Linked DNA regions of Homo sapiens: region 1 is linked to region 2. A link is a loop called in an ENCODE intact Hi-C map of the cell type or tissue named here. Cell type or tissue: heart right ventricle. All regions are shown on one strand. Each heading gives the region's core, and the rest is flanking DNA. Links, peaks and the distances in the headings are about the cores only. Region 1 has its middle 92 kb from the start of YTHDC2. Region 2 overlaps MCC (MCC regulator of Wnt signaling pathway).

Region 1 (13,095 bases), core at 3,700-8,699, 270 kb before region 2:
GGGGAGGCTTATGTCAGAGAAAAGCGGCTTTCTTTGCAAACTCTTCCCTAAGTAAAGCTCTCTTTAGCATTATCAGGATCCCAAGAGAAGGATCAGATTTTCAGTCATGGTCAGTTTTAACTGAAATATATGTGTCTCAGAGCCAAAGGCATCTAAAGTCCACAACCAGCACCACCCCCAGTCTCTCAGCTAGCCAGAGGTGCATCCTAAAGTGATTTGGGGTTGAAAGAGGAGAGCCCAGACTCCAGGTGCTCCTTCCCCTCAGGGCATCCTTTCCATTTTTTCAAAGGGGTTTTTTTTCCAGTCAAGGCTCTCTCTTAAACTTTTGGGAACGCAGTTCCTCATGTGTAAGACAAGGAGAAGGAATATGCAGTTTCTAAAATTCCTTCCTTCCCTCAAATGGTTTTGAAGAGGTTTCGTTTAAACCACTGAGCTATTTCAATTCATATCAATGAAGCTTATGATTGGTGCATGAAAACACGTACAATATCACCATCTAGCGGATAAAAGGTAGTAATACTAGTGACAATTAATGCAGACAAATGAGTGAACTTTCAAAAGGAGAAAGCAATTATATAGAACTTTCCAGAGAGTATTTCTCAATTTTTTGTAGATTGTAGACCTCTTGGAGAAGTTATGGACCCTCCCACCGCCAAAAATGCGAAATGCATATACCTCAAATTTCTGCACACAATTTTAGACAATATATGACCCTTGAATCATATGCATGGGCCACAGTTTAACAACTTCCACTTTATACATTATTTCAATCACTAGGCAAATGAAAAAGGATCCTATAATCAGCAGGGATCAGTAAATGCTGTAGCACATCTATTGTCTTTAAAAAAAAAAATCTAACCATAATTGAAACCCCTTTCCTATTGTGGAGGTTACTGCATTGTATCAGGGTTGGTGAGAAGTAGGGTTCTACCTGACATGGCAGAAGAGGCCTGCCTGATTTTCTTTGGCCAGAAAAGCACCCGCTTATCTGGTCATTTGCTCCAATCAGACTTTGATTCTTGAAAGGGTGGTGCAAAGATAGAGGGAAGGATGAAAAGTGTTTGAAGAGCTCTATAGTGTCTAATGGCAGCAAAGCCAGGGATAAGGTCCTGGCCTGACCCTTCCTTGGCTAAAATTCCATCTTCCCACACCCCTGCCTATTTCAATATCTAGTTCTTCAATCTCGTTAATTCTGTGAATGGCTTGACATCCTTCCAATAAGTCCCTTTACTGCTTAGCTCAGAATTAATTTACAATGAACTTTTTGATTGACACACATACCAAATTCTTAAAGATGACCAGAAAGATAACTGCCATTAAATATAACATATTTTATCATTAGAATTTTTTGACATCTCACACAATTTTGGAACATATATTAACATTATCCACTAAAATATAACCTGAAGATGATTTAACATCATTTTGGCAATCTCATATACCTAAACCTGTTAAATAATCCTGTTTTTCTCTCTTTTCTGGACACTCCAGGGTCCCTTCTGGAGCCTCCGAAAAGCCAAGTATCACGAAAGACAATTTTGAAACTGAGGTTTGATTTTGGAAAACCTGGTAAATATGTTACAGGTTTAAAATATTGATGTTATGAAATAGAATTCTAGACTACCATAAATTTATTTATTTTGCCAAAATGATGACTCAAAAATTTTAAAAAGGCAAAAACCTTTCATTAGCCTTTACTATTACATGAAAATCCTGTTCAAAGCCAAATTTTACCCTTGCATTAGTTTATTAACGTTAACCCAAATTTTTTGGTAAAGCCTCATAGACAATTCCATCTAATTTTAACCATTTTGACCATGAGGTAAAATTTTTACAAACCTTTTATAACCTTTCTGCTAAAAGGCAGACTAGTTTATTAAGACAAACTTGCTGTATTTTTATTTCAATCCTCAATTTATGAAAAGACCATATAATACCCTTTTGTATTACCCTTTTGAATTTAGTTAATGTTTACACACAGGATTTTTTTGCAAGATTAATTTTACAATATTTCCACAACTTGCTTAAACATTCAGATGTATCTTATCTAATTTAAGACAATCCTTTATTCCTAGGTGAAATTTACATTTCCATGCCTTCTTATAATCTTCTACTAAAGACACATTTTACTGCTTTTACACACCTCATACGTAAATCTATTTTTAGTGGTTTAAGTTACATGTTATAATGATAACTTTTAGCAGTTTTTAACTTTAATGTGAAACCTGGTAAGTTGTTTTGATTATGTACTAGACACAGATAAAGTCACTTTTTCCAGCATAGTTAGGGGTGTGGTTAATTTTGTACGTCCCCAGGCCTTACCAAATTGTAAAGCAGGCAGCTTACAGTCTTGAAACATTTATCAAACCTAGTATCAGACTTATATGATGTAGACCACCCATTTGCATTTTGATGACATTTATATTTTACCAATAATCCCTAAGATTATTTTTATTTCTTAAACATTAAAGCCACTTGCACTGAAAGGCATTATAGCTTTTATATTTGCTTTAAAAAATACTTGATTTAAATGTGTATTTTTCTTTGAGCCAATCAATTAGAGCTGTTTTATAGACATTACACACAACACATATTTAGCTATACAGACAGACAGAAGATTCAGTACTTGTAAGATTTTTCATTTGCCAGTTTCTTAACTGAATTACTGGCTTCAGGGTAGAGCCCTTGGAGGAACAGGGCTAGGAAAGCACTCATTTCTAGGGTCTAATAAGCAGGCACAGCTGAAGGCAAAGACAGATCCCCAAAATTAAGGGTGCCATTTTATACTGGATCCTGGATCCCCAAAAGGAGAGAAATACTATAGAAGAAGATAGTGCAGTGCTTCTACCATGCATTTTATTGCAAGGCAAAGCAAAGCCAATAAGCCTATTTTGTAATCAGCCCATCCCCCATGGGAGTCTCATCTCTTAGTGGGGGTAGGGATGTTTCCATATCTTCCAGGTGGTCAACAGCGTGCTTCTCTGATCCAAATGTGCAAAGAGTCAAGTATCCCTCCATAACTACTAGTAGCCATCCCTTAAAGTATATTTCCTACCTCGTTAGTACACACCAAAGGTCTCTCTAATGTGAAGCAATTTCTGATACTCCCCAAACTCTAAACCGTCAGATAACACAATGCAAAATAGAACAGAGCCTTTCATTTTGAGAGGGATTTATCCGCTTTTAATTCTGGGATTTCATGAGGAAAACAGAGGTTTTTTTCCAAAACAGGGTCTCTGGCATCTCCTCTGTTTTTCCAAAGGAATTCCAGGCTACCAAAAGTTATCTTAGGCCATCTCATGTGTGCATTAAGAGTGGCAAGACAGGCTGGGTGCAGTGGCTCATGCCTGTAATCCTAGCACTTTCACAGGCCAAGGCACATGGATTGCCTGAGCTCAGGAGTTTGAGACCAGCCTGGGCAACTCGGTGAAACCCCGTCTCTACTAAAATACAAAAAATTAGCTGGGCATGCTGGCATGCGCCTGTAGTCCCAGCTACTTGGAAGGCTGAGACAGGAGAATTGCTAGAACCTGGGAGGCAGAGGTTGCAGTGAGCCGAGATCGTGCCACTGCACTCCAGGCTGGGTGACAGCGTAAGACTCTGTCTCAAAAAAAAAAAAAAAAAAAAAAAAAAGAGTGGCAAGACAAAAAATGGAGAAAAATAATTCAGTCAACTGAGAATAAAAACCTTTTTCCAGAAAAACAAGACCCAAGAAAAGAAAAACGTATAGGCCTTTAAAATATACCTGTAGCTTGAATATCCACTTTTAATTAAGCTGAGCTCTCTTTAAGAAAATCATTTAAGATATCTTGTTACTCAACATTAGCCACACCAAGTGGTTAAGATTTTTGGCTTTTGAACTTTACCAAAAGTAACCTCACAGGTGAAACCAATAAGCCTCCATTAGGTTATGACTTAACTGCAAGTGTATGAGGTATTCTCAAAGGGGCGGTAAGCAACTTTTGAAACTGTCATTGCAAAATGACTGAGACGGTAAAAGAGGTCCAACCCAACCAACTCCATCTTGCTTCCAGCCCCCAAGCTGTCCTTGCCCATCCCTAGGCATAGGCCAAACCAACTCTGGGAGGAGCCTAGTTTACAGTTTATAGCCTAAAACAAAGATGATAGCAACTCCTTCCCAAAATAAGCCTCCCTCTTGTCTGGGCACTAGACCAAGAAACTAGCCACAAGATTAGAAACCATGGCTCAGGAGTCGTGCAGCTGGAAGCTGCAAGATTCTGACCCTCCCTAAACTGCTCCCAAGATCAGTGCTCAAGATACTTGGCAAACCCTGCCCTTGATGGATCAGCTGGCACCACCCAGATTGACAAACTGGCTCATCTGATTTTGTAGCCCCCACTCAGGAAGTGACTCAGCACAAGAAGACAGCCACCACTGTAGAATGGCAGAGACTAAAACAAAATATTGCCACGTAGTCACAGCTCATGTTCCCAAGGACATAAAACAAGATGGAGGCCTGCAGCAAACTTCATCACCGATCATTTTGTAGGGCTGGCTTGAACAGCAGGTTTATGAGGTCCCAGTCCTAAGGCACCCTTTCTTTTGACAGAACCATGCAGAAAGACATGCAAAGCACACCAGATTGACGACAGCTTAAGACCAACTACACAAATCCTTTTTCATTAATTAAAACTTAACAGAGAATGTAATCAGTGATCCTTATTATCCCTTTTACCAGTTTGCCCAGAGACAGAGAGGCCAAAAGCCCAACTGGTTAAAAAAAAACTTTTACCGTTTTGCTGGCATGTCAGCTTCTGGGTTCCCTGCTCCTGAGCTCAACTCTAAGCGATGCACTTTAAGGTTTGGGGAACTTGACATTTCTCTGTTTGGAGGAACATTATAAAAGAAGGAATAGGAGCCATTTTAAACTGTGAAAGAAGGAAGGAGAAATACCATAGAAAAGTCTAGCGGTTTGGGTAGTAGAACTGGAGGAGCTGACATGTGGATGGGGGGCAGGAAGGGCCACAGCATCTGGAAGTTGCATTCGAGGGTTGCATTCAAGGGTTTCCTGAGGGTTTGTTTCTCTAATTTTGGGGAATCATTTTCTTTGGGCCCTCCTGATATGACTGGTAAAAAAGCTGAGTTGATTGTGCAACACTTGCAAAGTTCTAGTAAGAAGGCCATGCCCTTGTGCATAAGAAAGTGACCCACTTTTTCTTTAAAATCTAGTGTCAAAGGAGTCCCAGTGCTTCAGAACACATTCCAGAGGAATTCAGGCTGAAGATGGTCTGTTACCTATCTAGAAAGAGAAGCAAGAAAAACGTATGCCTTTAGTCTCCTTCCTTTCCTTTGAAATGGCCCAAGGTAGAGGGAAAGACAGTGGAGGCATCCCCCCACCTGTTTTCCCTCCCTAGTTCCCTGAGCCCTGGCATTTATTAAATGTGCCACCCATGGTTGCAGGCATGACCCTCAGCATGGAACCAAAGGAACTAAGCGATTTGGGATTATGTTCACTCTTGTGACTTTAGTCCTCCACTTGTGATATCCCTTTGATTTCCTGGACTCATCTGGCCCGTGTGGCTCCCAGAAAGATGGATCTCAGGAAAAACTACATAATAGTTTCATGTGAGCAAGACCCATTTAATGGAGGGAGTGTACTAGATTAAACTCTATATCCTGCTATTATGGCCCATGCTAAAGCACTTACCCTTAGAGAATGGTTCCGGTGAACTTCCAGACATAAAATCTTCTTACTATTTAAGTATCGTTTTAATGGGAGGTAGAATATGTGCCTTAAAAGAACGTAGGGACCGAATGGCCATTTTCCTGCTGATGGGACGGTATCGAGACTAAAATTTGATTTTAGAGGATTTTTTCCTCCTCATTGCTGAAGGGAGAGTTTTTCCATTTACAGAAGCGCATAAAGCCTGGTCTCTAGTAGAGAGGTGCCAAAAGGGAGGAGATTTCTATTCCACTAGGTGGTGCTGTTGACCTTGAAATGCCATGTGCCCTCCAGCCCAAGGGCGGAGAAATGCTCACAGTGGTGGGGCGGGGGAGTGGTGGAGACCCTCAGTTCCTAGAAAAATCACAAAAACGACATTCCCTTGAGCTATATTCCTGGTTACTGCAGCATCCTACATTTCCTGATCTTGCCTAATAGGATTACTTCCCTGAACTGTAAAAATTCCCACCACATTGCATACAGAGAGAGGAGACATGGCAGTCGCAGACAGGAAAGGAGGAAATTATGATAAGTAAAGCTGGAGATCCTGTTGCCGATGCCTGATTGAGCAGTTGGAGGCGGGTCAGTCCAGAAGCCTTCAGATAACACCAGGGTGTAGACCTGGCCAGAAATCCTCCAGGACTTATTCCAGCCCCATGCAATGGCTAGGTTTCCATGAAGGGAAATCAGTTCAAAACACAGCCAAAATGCCCAGAATGGAGGCCGACAGCCTTGAAATGAAAGGATGTCCCAGATGGGGCCCCAAAATGAAGCGGCGACATTGTCTGGGATAAATACCCGAGGTTCGTTGTTTCACGCCAAGGGATTCAAGGACATGGACACACAAGTAGAGAGTTTAAGAGCAGAGGTTTAATACGTAAAAGAAAAAGAGAATAGCTCTCTATTCTGCACAGAGAGAGGGGCACCCGAGTGGGTCTTCCAGTTTTGTGATGAAATAAACGGGGTTTTGTAGATGAGCTTGAGGAGGTGGTGTCTGATTTATATAGGAGGAGGTGGTGTCTGATTTACATAGGGCCCAAGAGATTGGTAGAACCAGTTGTTATGTTTGCATGGGGTTCAAGGAAGCTGCCCATCCCACCCTAATCTTTTATTGTGCAGATGGGCTCTCTACCTGGCCAGCGCCATGTTGTCTGTTCCTTACTGTACACGTGGTTCACAAAGGGAAGATGGAGCCACCATGTTGAACATGACTGGCCCCCAGGTAGCCTTTCTCTACTGGCACAGCTGCTGGTATTTACCTATGCAAGATTTTAGCTTGCTTAGTTATGCTTGCAGCTTGATTTTTCAGGCTGCTTTTTGTTAGAAAAGAAATGATTTGGGGGCTGCTTTTACAAAAAGGAAAGCTTACTGAGGACTTTCTTACCCTATCTGCCTAAATAATTTCCAACTCCTGTATCGAAACGACTGTACTTTTTCTACCACATTATCTTTGTGTCCTTGTGAAAAAAAATCAGTTGCCCATAGATGTTGAGTGTATTTCTGGACTTTCCATTACTTTCTACTGCTCTATGTGTCCACATTTATGTAAAAACCAGGTTGTTTTGTATACTAAAGTGTCTTAGTCTGTTTGTGTTGCTATAAAGGAATATCGGAGATGGTAATTTATTTTTTATAAAAAGGTTTATTTGGCTCATGATTCTGCAGGCTATACAAGAAGCATGGTGTCAGTATTTGCTTCTGGTGAGAGCTTCAGGCTGCTTCCACTCATGGCAGAAGGCAAAGGGGAGCCAGCTGTACAGAGATCACATGGCAAGCAAGAAAGCAAGAGAGAGGGGGATTAATCTATTCACATAGGATCTACCTTCATGACCCAAACACCTCCCATTAGGACCCATCTCCAACACTGGAAACCAAATTTCAACATCAGATTTGGAAGGGGTCAAACAAACTATATCCAAACTATAGCATAAAGCTTTGTTAAGTCTTGAATTAGATAAAAATTAAGTATGGGCCCTCTAAAGTTGTACTTTTTCCATTGTTTTGGCTATGCTAAGGTCCTTTACATTTCCATATAAATTTTGAAATCAGCTTGCCCATGTCTACAAAAAAGCCCACTTTTGTGATTCTGATGAATCTATAGATTTTGCAGAGAACTGACTTCTTAGCAATATTGAGTCTTCCAACCCATGAAAAAGTAAATCTTTGTTTTTTAGGTCATCTTTAATTTCTCTCAGCAACATTTTGTACATTTCAGTGTATAGGTTTTTCGTATCTTTTGTCAGTTATTCCTAAATATTTATCTTTTTTGATGCTTTGTAAATGGCATTTTTTCTTATTTTAACTTACAGTTGTTTGTTGCCAATATACAGAAATACAGCTGGGTTCTTGTATATTGATTTTGTATCCTGGAACCTTGTTAAACTCATTAATTAGTTCAAGTAGCTTTTGGTAGTGGGAAACTAATAATTTTCCCTGCCCCAGAATCTTTGTTGTGATAATATAACTTTGCTATTCCTTTGGAGAACCATTTCTTTTCTACTCTTGGTCCATGTGTTTGGGAAGACATTTAACAGAGACTAATTAGCACAGTGATTGGTGTAGAGACAATGGTGTACGTGACCAGTTCATCCAATGAAAGTAAATGCTGGAAGTTATGAGGAAGTCAATGGGAAAACATTGCTTTTTCTAGCTAGTTCAAAGTAGAATGTTACTGATTTCAAATTTAAGTCCATTGTGGTCAGAGAACACACTTTGTATGATTTGAATGCTTTTAAATTTATTGGGATTTGCTTTGTGGCCCACAACAGGTCTATCATAAGTATTATATGTGCACTTGAAAAGACTGTGTATTCTAATCCTGTTATGTGGTAAGTTCTATTAATGTTAATTAAGTCAAGTTGATGGATAGTGTTTTTCAAGCCTACTATTTTTTGCTGACTTTATGCTTACTTTTTCTAACAATTATTGAGAGACATTGAAATCTCTGACTATAATTGTCAACTTACCTATTTTTCCTTGCAGTTCTATCAATTTTCACTTAAGTCATTTTGAAGCTCTTTTATTATTAAGAGCATAAGCTTTTAGGATTATTATATCCATTGATCTTTTATTAAGTTACTGTCTTTATCCCAATTATATTCTTTGTTCTGAATTATCCTTTGTCTGACATTAATATAACCATTCTAGCTTTTTAAAAGTTAATATTAGCATGGCATAACTTCTTTCATTTTTTTAACATTTAACCTGTGTGTCTTTACATTTATGATTCATTTCTTGTAGGCATCATGTAGCTGGGTCTTGGTTTTTTATCCAATCTGACAAGCTCTCCCTTTTATTTGGAGTTTTTGGACCATTCCACTTAATATGATGTATTAGTCTGTTCTTACGCTGCTAATAAAGACATACCCAAGACTGGGTAATTTATAAAGAAAAAGAGGTTTAATGGACTCACAGTTCCACATGGCTGGGGAGGCCTCACAATCATGGTAGAAGGTGAAGGCAAAGGCAAGTCTTAACATGGCAGCAGGCAAGAGTGCCTGTGCAGGAAACTGCCCTTTATAAAACCATCAGATCTCGTGCAGCTGATTCACTATCATGAGAACAGCATGGAAAACCCACCCCCGTGATTCAGTTACCTCCCACCAGGTCCCTGCCATGACACACGAGGATTATGGAAGCTACAATTCAAGATGAGATTTAGGTGGGGACCCAGCCAAGCCATATCATAAGATTACTAATTTTTTCAGTTTGAGTCTATTGTCTGTTTTCTATTTTTGTTGTTGTCTTTGTCTCTATTTGTTATTTCCATTTGTTTTTTGTACCATTTTCCCTTTTTTGAAGTTTTGCAAGTCTGGTGGGAACAGGCACTATTTTTGGCCATTTATAAGCACCAGGCACTGTTTTCTTTAATCCTTTCAGATGGTTCTTTTCCTGACTTCAGGTAGTTTTTGCACGCATGCACTGATCAGCAGCTTGCTGAACACTCCAGAGGGACCCTCTGCAGAGAGTTGCGGTTTACTCTCTATGAAATTCTCTCATCTCTGGTCTTCTGTCTGTTCTAAGAGCTCTAGGTGCTTTGGTTTTCCCACTCTTAACTTTGTCTCCTCAACTCAAGAACTCAAGAACCAAATAAATACAGCCAAATGATTTTTTGACAAAGGTGCAAAGGCAATTCAAGAGAGAAAGGGTAGTCTTTTAAATAATAGTGATGGAACAATTGGACATTCATGTACATAAAAATGAACCTCAACCTATCTCATACTTTATCCAAAAATTAACTCAAAATGGATCATGAATCTAAATATAAAACTATAAAACTTTTAGAAAAAACAATGGAAGAAAACCTTCATAACTGGGGGTTAGGCAAAGAGTTCTCAGTATGACACCAACATCACTATCCATAAAAAAAGATATAGCTTATCAAAATTAAAAATTATAAAAAATGTTAAGGGAATGAAAAGACAAGCTACAAATAAAGTATTTTCAAGTCACATATCTGACAAAGGACCTGTATTCAGAATCTATAATGAACTCTCAAAACTAACAGTAAGAAAACAATTTTGAAATGGTCTAAAGACTTGGAGAGGAAATATAGGTGACTTACCCAAAGAGGATATATGGTTGACAAATAAGCACATGCAAAGATGTTCAACATTAGTGGCTATTAGAGAAATACCACTTAACCCCATGATCAGATACTATTGCACACCTAATAGAATGGTGAAAATAAAGAATACCGACAATAGTAACAGCTATCAACAATGTGAAACAACTGGACCTCTCTGACATTACTGGGAGGAATGCAAAATGATATAGCTATTCTCAAAAATAGTGAATACTATTCAGCAATAAAAGAAAATAAAATGAATTGTAGATATAAACAATAATTTGGATGAATCTCAAAGACATTATGCTAAGTGAAAAAGCCAGTCTCAAAAGGTTACATACTGTATGATTCTATCTATAGGACATTCTCAAGAAGACAAACCAAGAATGTCAGAGAACAGATCAGTGGTTGGCAGGGGTTAGGGGTCGGGGGGATGATGTAACTACAAAGGGGTAGCACAAGGGAATTTTTTAGGATGATGAAATTGCATCCTGATTGTGGTGAAGGTTACCTAAATTTGTACATGTGTTAAAATTCAAAGAACTGTCCATCTTTAAAAAAGTTCATTTTACTCTATTCATTTTAAAAGTTAAGATTTAAAAGAAAACTTTATAGTAAACTAATACTAAATGGTGACATCTAGTTGTCCAGATATTCTGAGAAGAGCAAAGTGAAGAGCTTCAGTGGGTCCCTGAGTCTGAAACATGCCTGGTATATTCAAGGAATAGTAAGCAGGTCAGTGTGGCTAAAGTAGGATGAGTAGGAAAGGAGAGTAGAGGACAGAAGGTCAGAGATAATGAGAGATCAGATTATGTAAGGACTTTGGCTTTTGAATTAAATAGGGAGCGACTGCAGGGTGTTGAGCAGAAAATATGAGATGAGCAGATTTAATGTTTTAAAAAGATCACTGTAACTCCTGTGTTGAAAATAGATTTGTGTAGGGGGAAGAGAAGAGGAGGTAGAAGAGGGAAGATATCTTAGGAGCTACTTCAGTAACCCAGGTAAGAATGACTGTTTGCGGCTCAGTACAGAATGGTTGTGACAGATGTTGTGAGAAACGGCTGGAGTCGAGATATAATTTAGAAGGTAGACTCAAGATACTTATTTTCTGATGGATTGAATTGAAAAATGAATTGAAAAGGAGTCCAGGATGACTTCAAGTTTTCTGGCCTGAGCAACCAAAAGATTTAAACCAGCATCAGTTAAAGGGAGGACAGCTTTGGGTAAATCAGGACGGGGGAAAGAATAGTTCAATTGTGAATATGCTGTTTGAGATTCTAACAGCCAAATGAAGATTTTACATTTGGCTGGAAAGATCAAGGTGCATCCAGTGGCCTTAGGCATACTGACTGCGCTGTGTGGTCCTTTTGGTTAACTGTGGAGAGTTCTGGAGCAGAATGGGGAATCTGTGTTCTGGGAAGCTCATTCCACACCAGAACTAAAAGGTTGTAGTCACTTGTAAGTTACCTGTTCAGTTGCGGTCTTTTATTCAGGAGTGAAGTTTATTTGATTTATTCATCAAGACTTTCTCTGTCTCAGGATATAAGATTTTAAATGGTGAAGAATGCATCTCTAAAAACAAATTCTTAAATGAATATGTCTTTCCTTATAGTACTCATTCAAGATTATTCTTTTCTCATTGTTTATCTTTGCTGTAGTTTTTAGAGTCAGGCTGAGTCGTTCAGTGAATAAAAGGTGTCAGTAGATACAAGGCTGCTGTAATCTAAGCTGCCCAGAGAATCAGAAGGAACAAATACGAATTGTGGATAGGGGTGGGAAATATACAAACTCACTGAAGAACAGTTTTAGACAAAGTACCAGATAAAATGAAAAATAATGGCAACTGACAAATTATGAAAATTAAGTTCTTGATTTAAGAAGCCAAAGAGTGGAAATAGCAATGAAATCTGACATCAGCTCCAGCTGCAAATCTTTATGTGCATATTATGAAATAAAAACGTCACAAGATGTCTCCTTCTGGCCCTTCCCATTCCCCCAAATAGAAATTAACAATAGTACTATTTTAGATTCCAGGTTTATACATAAACACATTATATATGTATAGCTCTGTTTCACAGCCTAATCCCATCCCAAATCCCAAACCCAAATATCTTCCGACTAGGTTGTTAACTAACAAATCTATATACAACTCTTCTCAAGAGATCAAAATACAATGACTCAATACTAGATCCAAGGGAATAGATTTCCCATAATGAATCTGTAGGCTTCAGAATAAGTAAACAAGGGAATGTCTAGAAATGAAAGCTTCTAATATTCCTTCATATTACATTCATCTGCCATTTTTTATTTTTTTTGAGATGGAGTCTCGCTCTGTTGCCCAGGCTGGAATGCAGTGGCACGATCTCGGCTCACTGCAACCTCTGCCTCCCAGGTTCAAGTGATTCTTCTACCTCAGCCTCCCAAGTAGCTGGGACTACAGGTATGAGCCACCACACCCAGCTAATTTTTGTATTTTTAGTAGAGATGGGGTTTCACCATATTGGCCAGGCTGGTCTTGAACCCCTGACCTCGTCATCTGCTCGCCTTGGCCTCCCAGAGTGCTGGGATTACAGATGTGAGCCACCACACCCGGCCTCATCTGCGTTTTCTAAGTAGTGTTGTATTTAGTCCACAGCATCTTTGAGAAGGTATATTCAATATGCTAAAAACTATATAGTATTTGGAAAAACTATGACAAAGATATCATTCATGAAAATAGGATTTGACTACTTTCTCTTTTTGTGCATTGATGTTTGATGTGAAAAATCACAAATTAGCTGGGCATGGTGGTTCAAGCCTGTAATTGCAGCACTTTGGGAGGCCAAGGAGGGAAGACTGATTGGGC
Region 2 (5,000 bases), core at 1-5,000:
TAGTGACAGAATTGCCTGCTTTGATACAAAACAGTTGATGCATCCCAGCTATAAAGGCACTGTATAAAAAGAATGTTGGGTTAGACCGACTGGAGAGGATCAGTAGAGCCAGAACAGTAAGGGGAAACCATCTGAAGACAGTTTTCCTATTCACATTGATTAAATTCATCAATACCTGATAAGAGGAGACTGGACATTCATATCAGAACTCACTGTACACAAACTGCAGTTTGCTGTATGTAATTATTCTCAAGTAAATTATAGAGTAATCTGTATATGTTCTCATTTCATAGTACAAACTGGATCATTTTGTGTCCTTTTTTTTGTCATTAAAAGCCATGTATTAAAGACCTACCAGAATGAGATCTTTGCAGGCAGGGACTATAATTTCTCATGCTTACTGCTATATCCCCAGGACCCAGTACACGTCCTGTGCATAGACCGTTGTTTGTGTTGTGGCTGCCTAGGCCTTTTGAGCACCCTTCTGTTTAGGAAATGTCTCACCTTATCAATACTACCTCTCTAAAGTAAAACCAGAAAACACATTTACCCAGCTTTCCTTGCAGCTAGAGGCATGCAGCCTAGGCTTCACCAACCAGATGCACCCACAAGACATTTCCATTCTGAAGTGAACAACACAAGGAAACAGGTTTACCTCAAATCTATTTTTTTCTGGAAAGAGTGACAACTCAAGCATCAGGCTTTCTCCTCCAGGAAGCTTTCCCTGAACATTCCCCATTCATCTCCAGATGGACTGAGTTAGATATCCTTCCTTTAGTTCTACTTTTTCATTGCACTTTCCCATTTGTATTATAACTATTAGCATGTTTTATTACCTTCTAATCGTCTGTAATAATTAAGGTAATACTAGCTGCTCTAATCAACAAACCAAAAGTATGTAGTGAATCAAAAACAATGGAAGTTCCTTAAAGAACTAAAAGTAGATCTACCACTTGATCCAGCAATCCCACTCCTGGTTATCTACCCAGAGGGAAGTGTCATTATATGAAAAAGATACTTGCACATACATGTTTATACCAGCACAATTCGCTATTGCAAAAATATGGAACCAGACCAAATGCCCATCAATCAATAACTGGATAAAGAAAATGTGGTATATATACATCATGAAATACTATTCAGCCATAAAAAGGAACAAAATAATGGCATTCACAGCAACCTGGATGGAATTGGAGACCATTATTCTAAGTGAAGTAACTCAGGAATGGAAAACCAAACATCATATGTTCTCACTCATAAGTGGGAGCTAAGCTATGATGACTCAAAGGCATAAGAGTGACACAGTGGACTTTGGGGACTTGGGGGAAAGTGTGAGTGGGGGGGTGAGGGATAAAAGACTACACATTGGGCACAGCGTACACTGTTCGGGTGATGGGTGCACCAAAGTCTTAGAAATCACCACTAAAGAACTTATTCATGTAACCAAACACCACCTGTTCCCCAAAAACCTATGAAATAAAAAACATGTAAAAAAAAGTTTTCTTTTCTAATCATGTTAGGGCAAAATAGGGTACTTAGGATGAGCAGACACCTCTTCTGCAAGTGATGATTCTGGAATCCAGGCATCTTCCATCTACCTTGTGGCTCCACCATCTGTACCACATGGTTTCCAAGGGTACCATTCCCATCTGAACCAGGCCAGAAGGCAAAGGGCATGGAGAATCACACACTGTGGGGCTTTATAAGCAAGGTCCAGCAGTGATGCTTATCATTTCTGTTCATATTCTATTGCCCAGAACTCAGCTTCATTGCTATCCCTAACTGGAAAATACAGTCTAGCTTCCTTCAGGTAAGAGTACATCAACAGTAGAAAGTCATGATACTGTCGGTTGCAGTGGCTCACACCTGTAATCCTAGCATTTTGGGAGGCCAAGGCAGGAGGATTTCTTGAACCCAGGAGTTCAAGACCAGCCTGGGCAACATAGTATAGAAATGAGGTCTACAAAAAAAATTTTTTTTAATGAGGCAGGAGGATCACTTGACCCAGGAGGTTGAGGCTACAATGAGCCGTGATCACAACACTGCACTCCCACCTGGATGACAGAACAAGACCCTGCCTCAAAAAAAGAAAGAAAGAAAGAAACAGAGAAAGAAAGAGAGACAGAGAGGAAGGAAGGAAGGAAGGAAAGGAAGGAAGGAAGGAGAAAAAGAGAGTCATGATAAAGTGCCATATGTTAACTTCCTGTCATTCTTCTTGCTTCCTTTTTCCTCAGTTGGGAGAAAGAATGACCAGTGCTAAGGCTAATGTAGTAGCCCTGTGCAAATCACAGATGTGACTCTGATCTGGATTCCCTTTACTTGGCTCTCCAGTGCTTTTTTTGCTAAGCATTTCTGTTTAGGGAGCACATATTCATGGGACAGTTGTTTTTGAATGCTTTGCCTGAAATTGCTTTTATCTCCAGGCTCCCCATGTGTCAGTTTGAAAGAGAAAGCGCTTAGCATGCAGCCTGGGCATCACATGTGTTCTGAGATGCTGGCACATGGAAGGCTTAGGAGGTTCCAAATCATTGCCTATTGGCCACCCACAGGCTAATGAAGGAAATGTCTTTTCATTTTCTCTGCTTCTCTCGGACTTAGGTGCCTTATCAGCAGCCAGGGAGAGCTGGGAATACGACTCTGGTGCCAGGGACCTCCAGAGCCCGGATGTGCAGAGCCAGTCAGCCCTCCAGAAGCTGCTCGAGTATGGCGGAAGCTCTTTGCATCAGCAGGCTGCTCTCCACAAACTGCTCACACAGTCCCCGCACATTGGCAACTCTGTAGGAGGAAGCTATCTAGAGCTGGCCAACACAGTGAGTACTTTTTGGTTCATGGAATACATATTTCGGCCTGTCTGTATTCCAATACAAATATTTTAATTTTGTGCTCCAGGGGACATATCGGGTATTGTCTTCTTTATTGCGGTAAATATTGTACCATTTCCAGCATTGCCAGTAATGTTTAGTGTTCCAAAGTTGCCAGCACTTAGGGACTTCACTCTCATGGAGACCAGAGTAGACTCCTAAAAGGTGTTTTGATTAAGGCTGTAACTTGCACAGGTTTAATTACTAGAAGATGCACAACAGCTCTTCCATAACTAGACTACTTCTATGGTTCTAGACATTACAAATTAATAGGATATACTTGCTTCTGTTTCCTAATTTGGACTTTACTTATTTGGAAAACAAAAAGGAAAATATTGCATTGAAGGTTTCTTGTTTCTGGTTATACTTTAAGAGTATTTTCTGTTGAAAACTGTGGGACAACTTAGAAGGCCATTATGTGTAATTTACCTTCCTTTTTCCTTCAAGGTGAGTCACTACAAAGCGACCTTTGGGCAAAGAGCTATTGTCTTCTCTTCTAAGTCAGGGCTGCCAAATGAGGCGGGTGGCCGATGGCCTGGCCATTTTGGGTGACATGCAGACAGTACAAATTGAGATTGCTATGCAGCCACTGTGGGAAAGGTCTAAAAGCCTACCTGGCTTTTTGAAACTGAAGTTCAAATGGTAGACTAAGCATCTCAATAACCTTGACTTATGCATATTTACAGTCTGCTTTGATGTAGACCAGTGGTTTTCAAACTCTGTGTTTGAGGCACACTTTCTAATTCTGACACTTTTGGTGGGATGTTTGAAGGAACTAGCAATTGTAAATATGGCAACAATAATTAAAATACAATCATCAGAAAAATCCCAATTAAATGACAGTCTACAAAATACGTAACCAAAACTCCTCAAAACTGTCAAGGTTATCAAAAACAAGGAAAGTCTAATAAAGAGAAACTGTCCAGCTAAGAGAAGCCTAAGAAAATACGACAACTAAATGGAATGCATATCCTCAATGGGATCCTGGATCAGAAAAAAAGGACATTACAGTAAAACACACATGCACGCACACACACACACACACACACACACACACACTAAGGAAGCCTAGATAAAATATGGACTTTAGTTAATAATAGTGTGTCAACATCAGTTTATTATGACTAGTATACCAAAATAATGTAAGATGTTAATAAGTAGGAAAAACTATTTGTGGGGTATATGATTACTCTCTCTCCTGTCTTTGCAAATTTTGTCTAAAACTATTTGTTTTTTTTTTTGAGATGGAGTTTCGCTCTTGTTGCCCAGGCTGGAGTGCAATTGCGCAGTCTTGGCTCACTGCAACCTCCGCCTTCCAGGTTCAAGCAATTCTCCTGTCTCAGCCTCTCAAGTAGCTGGGATTACAGGTACCTGCCACACCTGGCTAATTTTTGTATTTTTTTTTTTTAGTAGAGACAGGGTTTTCACCATGTTGGCCAGGCTGGTCTCGAACTCCTGACCTCAAGTGATCCACCCGCCTTAGCCTAAAACTATTATAAAATAAAAAATTTATTAAAAACATATAAACATGCACAGTCACTGCTAGGGTATGATAATGTCTCATAAAATCTGTAAAAACATTCATAGTTATTGCACTGTTTGTCACTTGGCCACACTTCAAGGACATTCTTGCACAGTTTGAGTAGAACTCTAACTATCCTAATCTTGCCCTCCTATGTGCTCAGGAGATTAGGCGATTATCAGTGAATATGTCATCTTTCTCTGGCATAGGCCTGGACTTAGGCTATGCCTGCTTCAAATAATTTGCAGCAAGTTGAACCCTCCTCTGTACTATATCAGCTCAGCCTTTTCTCAAGACAGACATTGCCATAACAGGATGGGTTATAGCAGAAATCAGTGTTAAACAGAGATCAAAATTTGATGGTACCTTCTCTGGAGGGTTCCAGGTTCATGGCCGACCAGTTTTCTGCAGCAAATCTGCTATTGAAAACTGTGGGAGTTGGCTGTTTCCTATCTCTGTATGACTCTGTGGTTCCCAGCTTCTCCAGTAACCTCCTGGACTGATTTCTGTTCTCCTGTCTCTCCTGATTGGAGGCCAGCTCAGCCCTTGGGGTTCCCACAGCCAGGTTCTCTAAGTTGGCTCTTCAGGGGAGTCAAGGCACAGAGAGCTCTCACATA

Evidence for each region. Hi-C counts contacts between places; a loop is a spot of excess contacts. Peaks named below come from ENCODE experiments on the same cell type or tissue, not always from the same donor. Only the 100,000 strongest peaks of a DNase experiment are listed, where the experiment ranks them.
Region 1: it touches region 2 in a loop (6-fold over the local background); 50 of 110 quality-filtered maps call a loop at or near these places.

Annotation. Positions count from the first base shown.
Region 1 is chr5:113,599,575-113,612,669 of GRCh38, reverse strand. No RefSeq gene overlaps it. Among named protein-coding and RNA genes, the nearest start is that of YTHDC2, 92 kb to the right of the region's middle. In heart right ventricle, for the core only: a CTCF peak has its summit at 5,934 (motif pointing right); a DNase peak (open chromatin) is centred at 5,983; H3K4me3 peaks cover 471 bases.
Region 2 is chr5:113,338,329-113,343,328 of GRCh38, reverse strand. MCC (MCC regulator of Wnt signaling pathway) reads left to right here. Exons shown (of 19, transcript NM_001085377.2): 3 at 2,599-2,810. It overlaps LOC124901045 (a long non-coding RNA gene), which reads right to left. Exons shown (of 3, transcript XR_007058904.1): 3 at 3,564-5,000. Among named protein-coding and RNA genes, the nearest start is that of TSSK1B, 94 kb to the left of the region's middle. In heart right ventricle, for the core only: no CTCF peak of the experiment used is centred there; a DNase peak (open chromatin) is centred at 2,650; H3K27ac peaks cover 342 bases.